Regions from separate parts of the Homo sapiens genome. Here region 2 is linked to region 1. The links are chromatin loops, found by intact Hi-C in ENCODE. Cell type or tissue: OCI-LY7. All regions are shown on one strand. Each heading gives the region's core, and the rest is flanking DNA. Links, peaks and the distances in the headings are about the cores only. Region 1 has its middle 120 kb from the start of C1QTNF9B. Region 2 overlaps LOC105370118 (a long non-coding RNA gene).

Region 1 (2,920 bases), core at 218-2,717:
GCAGTGAGATGAGATTGCACTCCAGCCTTCAAGAGATAGAGCAAGACTCCATTTGAAAAAAAAAAAAAAAGAAAGAAAAGAGAAAAGAAACATTAAGATTTTCCAACAACTGGCCGGGCGCAGTGGCTCACGCCTGTAATCCCAGCACTTTGGGAGGCCGAGGCAGGCAGATTACGAGGTCAGGAGATCGAGACCATCCTGCCTAATACGGTGAAACCCCATCTCTACTAAAAATATAAAAAATTAGTCAGGCGTGGTGGCGGGCGCCTGTAGTCCCAGCTACTCGGGAGGCTGAGGCAGGAGAATGGTGTGAACCCGGGAGGTGGAGCTTGCAGTGAGCCAAGATCATGCCGCTGCACTCCAGCCTGGGCGACAGAGTGAGACTCCATCTCAAAAAAAAAAAAAGATTTTCCAACAACCTTCACAGAGTATGACTTCAATTAACATCTGGTGAATAATGCCCAATGCACGGCGTATACAGTCACAGATTAAGAGATCATTTGGTCAAATTTTGACGTTCAAAACAATTAGAGACAAGTCAGTCCTTGGGCATTTATGTTTGAGTACAATGCAGCCCAACCTAGCTTTTCAGCCTGATACTGGTTTTTAATTTTTATATTTTTTGTTAAGAGACAAGGTCTCGTTCTGTCACCCAGACTGGAGTAGAGTGGTACAATCATAGCTCACTGTAGCCTCAAACTCCTGGGCTCAAGTGATCCTCCTGACTCAGCTTCCAAAGTAGCTGGGACTACAGGTGCAACTCACTGTCTGCCCTATGCCTGATATTCTCTTAATCATCTTTATGCAAGCTATGCTTTGAGCAAACAGGCATCTTCAGGATTCTCCAAACTTTCTTTCCTTATGCTGTGCTCCGCACTTGGAATACTCCCCATTCTCTGTCAACTCCCAGAAATGCTCCAGCCCTTCTTAGAGGCCAGCTCCTCTCTCCTGCCTCTCCTAATACCTTCCTTTCTGTGGAAACTCAATATACCTTCCTTATATATTGTGTTCTACTTTATAATGCAGGTGTGCACACACAGACATGCACATGTTTATGAGCCACTCCAATTATTTATTTATTGAGATGGAGTCTCAATCTGTCACACAGGCTGGAGTGCAGTGTCTCGATCTAGGCCCTGTGCAACCACCGCCTCCTGGGTTCAAGCAATTATCTGCCTCAGCCTCCTGAGTAGCTGGGATTATAGGCACCCACCACCATGCCCAGCTAATTTTTGTATTTTTAGTAGAGACCGGTTTTCACCATCTCGGCCAGGCTGGTCTTGAACTCGTGACCTTGTGATCCACCCACCTCAGCCTTCCAAAGTGCTGGAATTATAGGCATGAGTCATCTCGCCCGGCCCAAATTATTTATTTTTATGCCCACTTTTAGCATAAAGTGCCTTGTAAATAACATGTACTAAAAAGTATTCATTGAATTTAACTGAAATGTCTCTTAATTAACTGCATAACTTCTGCTTTAATAGAAATGAAAATCATACTACTGCTTATTACAATGTAAGTTAAATTTTATAGATGGATTATCTGAATAGTTTAGCCTGATGGACTGTTAAAGGTTAAATACAATTCGTTTAAGGTTCAACAGCTCCCTCTCACGGCCTCTGAGGGAAACTGGGTTTGTGGGCCAAGAATGGTTTCCAACTCAAATGGATTGTGAATCTGCTTTTAAAATACTAATATATTCTACTTAAGCATTAATGAAAAATTTGATTAAGGTTAAAAAACAAAAAAGTTTTCATAAAGTCACATGTACACAGCACTATATTTTTGCCTTTTTCATAACTTAGAACAATGTCAACTGCATATTGGTTAGAAGTTCAAGCACTCTAACTATAAAATGAAATGCTTAAGTTTGAAATGGAACAGTTTAAAACAAGGAACTAAGTAAAATACCAAAACATTAAAACACACAGATCTCAAAAAAATCCAAATTCCTCAAGTCATCATCCCAAATGTTGGTGTGTTTCATGCCAACAGGGAGAAGCTGTATGCAGCTGGTTAAGTCTGGCTGTCGGTGAGGCTTGGTGCTCTGAGGTGGACTTCCTAAGATAGAAGCTGGAGTCCGCACCTCACACAATGAGTGCAATAAAGATAGAGCTTAAAGGTAAGCTTCAATAAACGTAGATGTCTGAATTCTGACATGGGGGCAAAGAGGTGTGGCTGGCCTGAAAACCACAGAAAGACTCCAGGGCGAGAGAGATGAGACTCCTAACCCTACCAGTCTTCACTGGCATGTTGAAATCTATGCCTGTGAACGCTAATGTGACCTCACTGATAATAGAAGCTTTTCCTAAACACCAAATGATTCTCTACCCTTGGACTCCCATTGCTCTACAGAGCCCTAAGCTGCCTAGGATTCCAACGAGTATTTCAAAATGTCATTTTTTTTTTAGCAGTCCTATTTTATTTTTTAAATAAAATCTGACCTCAGAGAAGCATTATCATTAATGATATTTATTCTAATTATAAAGTACACACAAGAGGAAGAAAGAGAATGCACTAGTAATATTCTGCTCAAGAAAAGTTTCCTAGCTATTTAGCATGTGATATTAAAAATGCTTTAAAATACACATAAATATTTGGCTAGGTAATGGATCTGTAAGTTCACAAACAAAACATAATTACAAAAGTATGCAGAAATTTTAACTAGCTCCACTGCTATCAAACCATACAGTATAAAACTATATACTGTTTTTCTTTTATAAATAAGAATCATGGCCGGGTGTGGTGGCTCACGCCTGTAATCCCAGCACTTTGGGAGGCCGAGGCGGGCGGATCACGAGGTCAGGAGATCGAGACCATCCCGGCTAAAACGGTGAAACCCCGTCTCTACTAAAAATACAAAAAATTAGCTGGGCGTAGTGGCGGGCGCCTGTAGTCCCAGCTACTTGGGAGGCTGAGG
Region 2 (2,920 bases), core at 323-2,822, 710 kb before region 1:
CAGTATATGAATCTTTTATGAAAATACTTAGAAAAACACTTGACAGCTGTTTTTTTGTTTTTTTTTTTTTGTCTTATTTTTGCTAACTCATTGAAGGCACTATGAGAGCTCCTTGTGGCTTTAGTTTGCATTTCTCTAATGACTAAGGAACCTAACATCTTTTTCATGTTTATTGGTAATTTAGGCTTTTGTATTATTACTTGCCTTTTGGGTTGTCTCTTACAGTTTTGTAGCTATTATTTATTTATTTTAGATCCCATTGCAAATATACTCTTCCAGGCTATGACTTGCTTTTTAACTTTGTTTATATCTCTTATTGTCGAAAGATGTTTTATTTTTCTATGGTATTTTCATTAAGATTTACGATTTTCAAGTATGGTTTGAGAAATCCTTTCTGATTCATTGTATTTATTTTCCATAATTTGTTTTGTATTCCATTCCATGTTTATTCCATAAATATCTTCCATATTTGTTCTCTTCCATAAGCTTTGTTGCCTTCTTTTCCTGTTTAAAATTCAGCTTTGTTGTTGTTAGTATTTTTGCAGGAGTGGGGTGCTGTTGGGTGCAATAGAAAACTCAAGAGCCCACTAATTGATACAGACAGGGTCATGAACCTTGATTTACCTTTTACACATTGCTGTAGTGCCATCTCAAAACATGGAGGGAGAGAGAGAGACAGACAGACAGACAAGCATAGATATTCTATGATGGCATTTTATTGGGTTGTTTTTTTTTTTTTTTTTTTTTGAGATGGAGTCTCGCTCTGTCACCCAGGCTGGAGTGCAGTGGCGCAATCTCGGCTCACTGCCACCTCTGCCTCCCAGGTTCACGCCATTCTCCTGCCTCAGCCTCCAGAGTAGCTGGGACTACAGGCGCCCGCCACCATGCCTGGCTAATTTTTTTGTATTTTTAATAGAGACGGGGTTTCACCATGTTAGCCAGGATGGTCTCGATCTCCTGATCTTGTGATCCGTCCACCTCGGCCTCCCAAAGTGCTGGGATTATAGGCGTGAGCCACCGCGCCTGGCCATTTTATTGTGGTTTTTAATAAAGGCTCAAGTATATTTTAACTTTGAGCCTGTTTTTGTTTTAATAAAACCTTGCATTTACCATTTTTCTTCTAGATTTACTGAAAGTATCAGGTGGTAATTAAAATAATTTATAGTCTGGGTGTGGTGGCTCATGCCTGTGATCACAGCATTTGGGAGGCCGAGGCGAGTGGATCACCTGAGGTCTAGAGTTTGAGACAAACCTGGCCAACATGGTGAAACACCATCTATACTAAAAAAAAAATATACAAAAAATTAGTCGGGTGTGGTGGCGGGCACCTGTAATCCCAGCCACTCGGGAGGCTGAGAAGGGATAATCGCTTGAACCCGGGAGGTGGAGGTTGCAGTGAGCCAAGATCGTGCCATTGCACTCCAGCCTGGGCAACAAGAACGAAACTCCGTCTCAAAATAATAACAATAATAATAATAATTTATAATACAGCACTCTCAGCATATACAGCATGTGCTCACATGTCAGACCACAGATGGCAGCAGGGAGAACTTAGCACCAGCCAGCATGACACAGTCTCAAAACACACCAGAGGGCGCCAGACCCACACCAAACCATTTTTTTTTTTTTTTTTTTTTTGAGACAAAGTCTCTGTTGCCAGGCTGGAGTGCAGTGGCGCGATCTTGGCTCACGGCAAACTCCACCTCCCAGGTTCAAGCAGTTCTCCTGTCTCAGCCTCCTGAGTATCCGGGACTACAGGTGCACTCTGCCAAGCCCAGCTAATTTTTTGTATTTTATTAGAGACGAGGTTTCACCGTGTTGCACAGGCTGGTTTCAAACTCCTGAGCTCAGGCAATTCGCCCGCCTCGGCCTCCCACAGTGGTGGGATTGCAGGCGTGAGCCACCGCGCCCAGCCACCAAACGATATTAGTAGTTTGGTTTTTGCAGTTAGTTTTTGAAGGTAGTTTTCAAGTCCTTTGCCACTTTGCCTCTGACCTTTCTATCCTTAGTCACTAAAAGCAGAGGTGAGCAGTGAAAAGGTTCAAGCTGTTCTCCATACATGTTTCAGAGGAGGTGGAATACCCAACTCTATGACGAAGTGGCTGGCTTTTTTCTTAGAAATTATAGGGCAGTGGAGTAGGAATGACTTTTAGAAATTCCAGAATCCCACCTCCTCGTTTAGGATGGGACAGCTGAAGCTAAGAACCACTCTAACCTTCTTGGGATTGAGCAAGAGCCCTGGGGGTCCTGATTTTCAGACATGCTCCTGCACTTAAAAACTCTTGCTTTGGGAATTACAACAGAGAAGGACTACACAAACATGAATTTTTGGATAAATGGAGAGATACTATTGCTGCTTCAGGCCAGATTTGAGGACCTTTTGTAGATCAGCAAACTTCAAACTTGCTGCTATGAGGAGTTAGGGGACAAGACAGGGGCTACTATTTTTTCTTGAGAAATAGCCCCATATTAAGCTCTGGGACATTATAACTAAAAGTTGGGTAGGTGACCTGCAGAGCCTGAGGACATGTGCCCTGTGAGCCTCCCTACGTGGGGGGCAGAGCATTAGGACCCACCCACTGTCCTCTCCCTCACTCCTTCAGGACTCCAACACTAGCCCTCACTGACCCTTCCTCCATCCATTCATCAGAGGCCTTCTCCATCTGCCTGTCAGGGTGGAGGACTGCTCTCCTGACCAAGCAGGATGTGGGCGACAGGTAGAGAGCTCAGACACCTCCAGCTTAAAAATCTCTTTCTTGGAGAGGCTGCAGATGTTCCAGCCCTGGAGGTTCTGATTCAGGAGGTTGGAGATGGAGCCCAGGCCAGTGTCCTTTTACAGCTGTCCTGGTGCTGGATGTGCCTGGACTGCATCCTGCATTGAGAGAGAGCTTGCCTTGCCTTACAGAGTTGAGGCTGCATC

Evidence for each region. Peaks named below come from ENCODE experiments on the same cell type or tissue, not always from the same donor. Only the 100,000 strongest peaks of a DNase experiment are listed, where the experiment ranks them.
Region 2: a loop joins it to region 1, with 4 times the contacts of the local background. A loop is called at or near these places in 2 of 110 quality-filtered maps.

The regions. Positions count from the first base shown.
Region 1 is chr13:24,019,202-24,022,121 of GRCh38, reverse strand. It overlaps a transcript of SPATA13 not described here. Among named protein-coding and RNA genes, the nearest start is that of C1QTNF9B, 120 kb to the right of the region's middle. In OCI-LY7, for the core only: a CTCF peak has its summit at 1,614; a DNase peak (open chromatin) is centred at 1,621.
Region 2 is chr13:24,726,839-24,729,758 of GRCh38, reverse strand. All of the region lies in intron 3 of LOC105370118 (a long non-coding RNA gene), which reads left to right. Among named protein-coding and RNA genes, the nearest start is that of RNF17, 36 kb to the left of the region's middle. In OCI-LY7, for the core only: a CTCF peak has its summit at 1,583 (motif pointing right); a DNase peak (open chromatin) is centred at 1,558.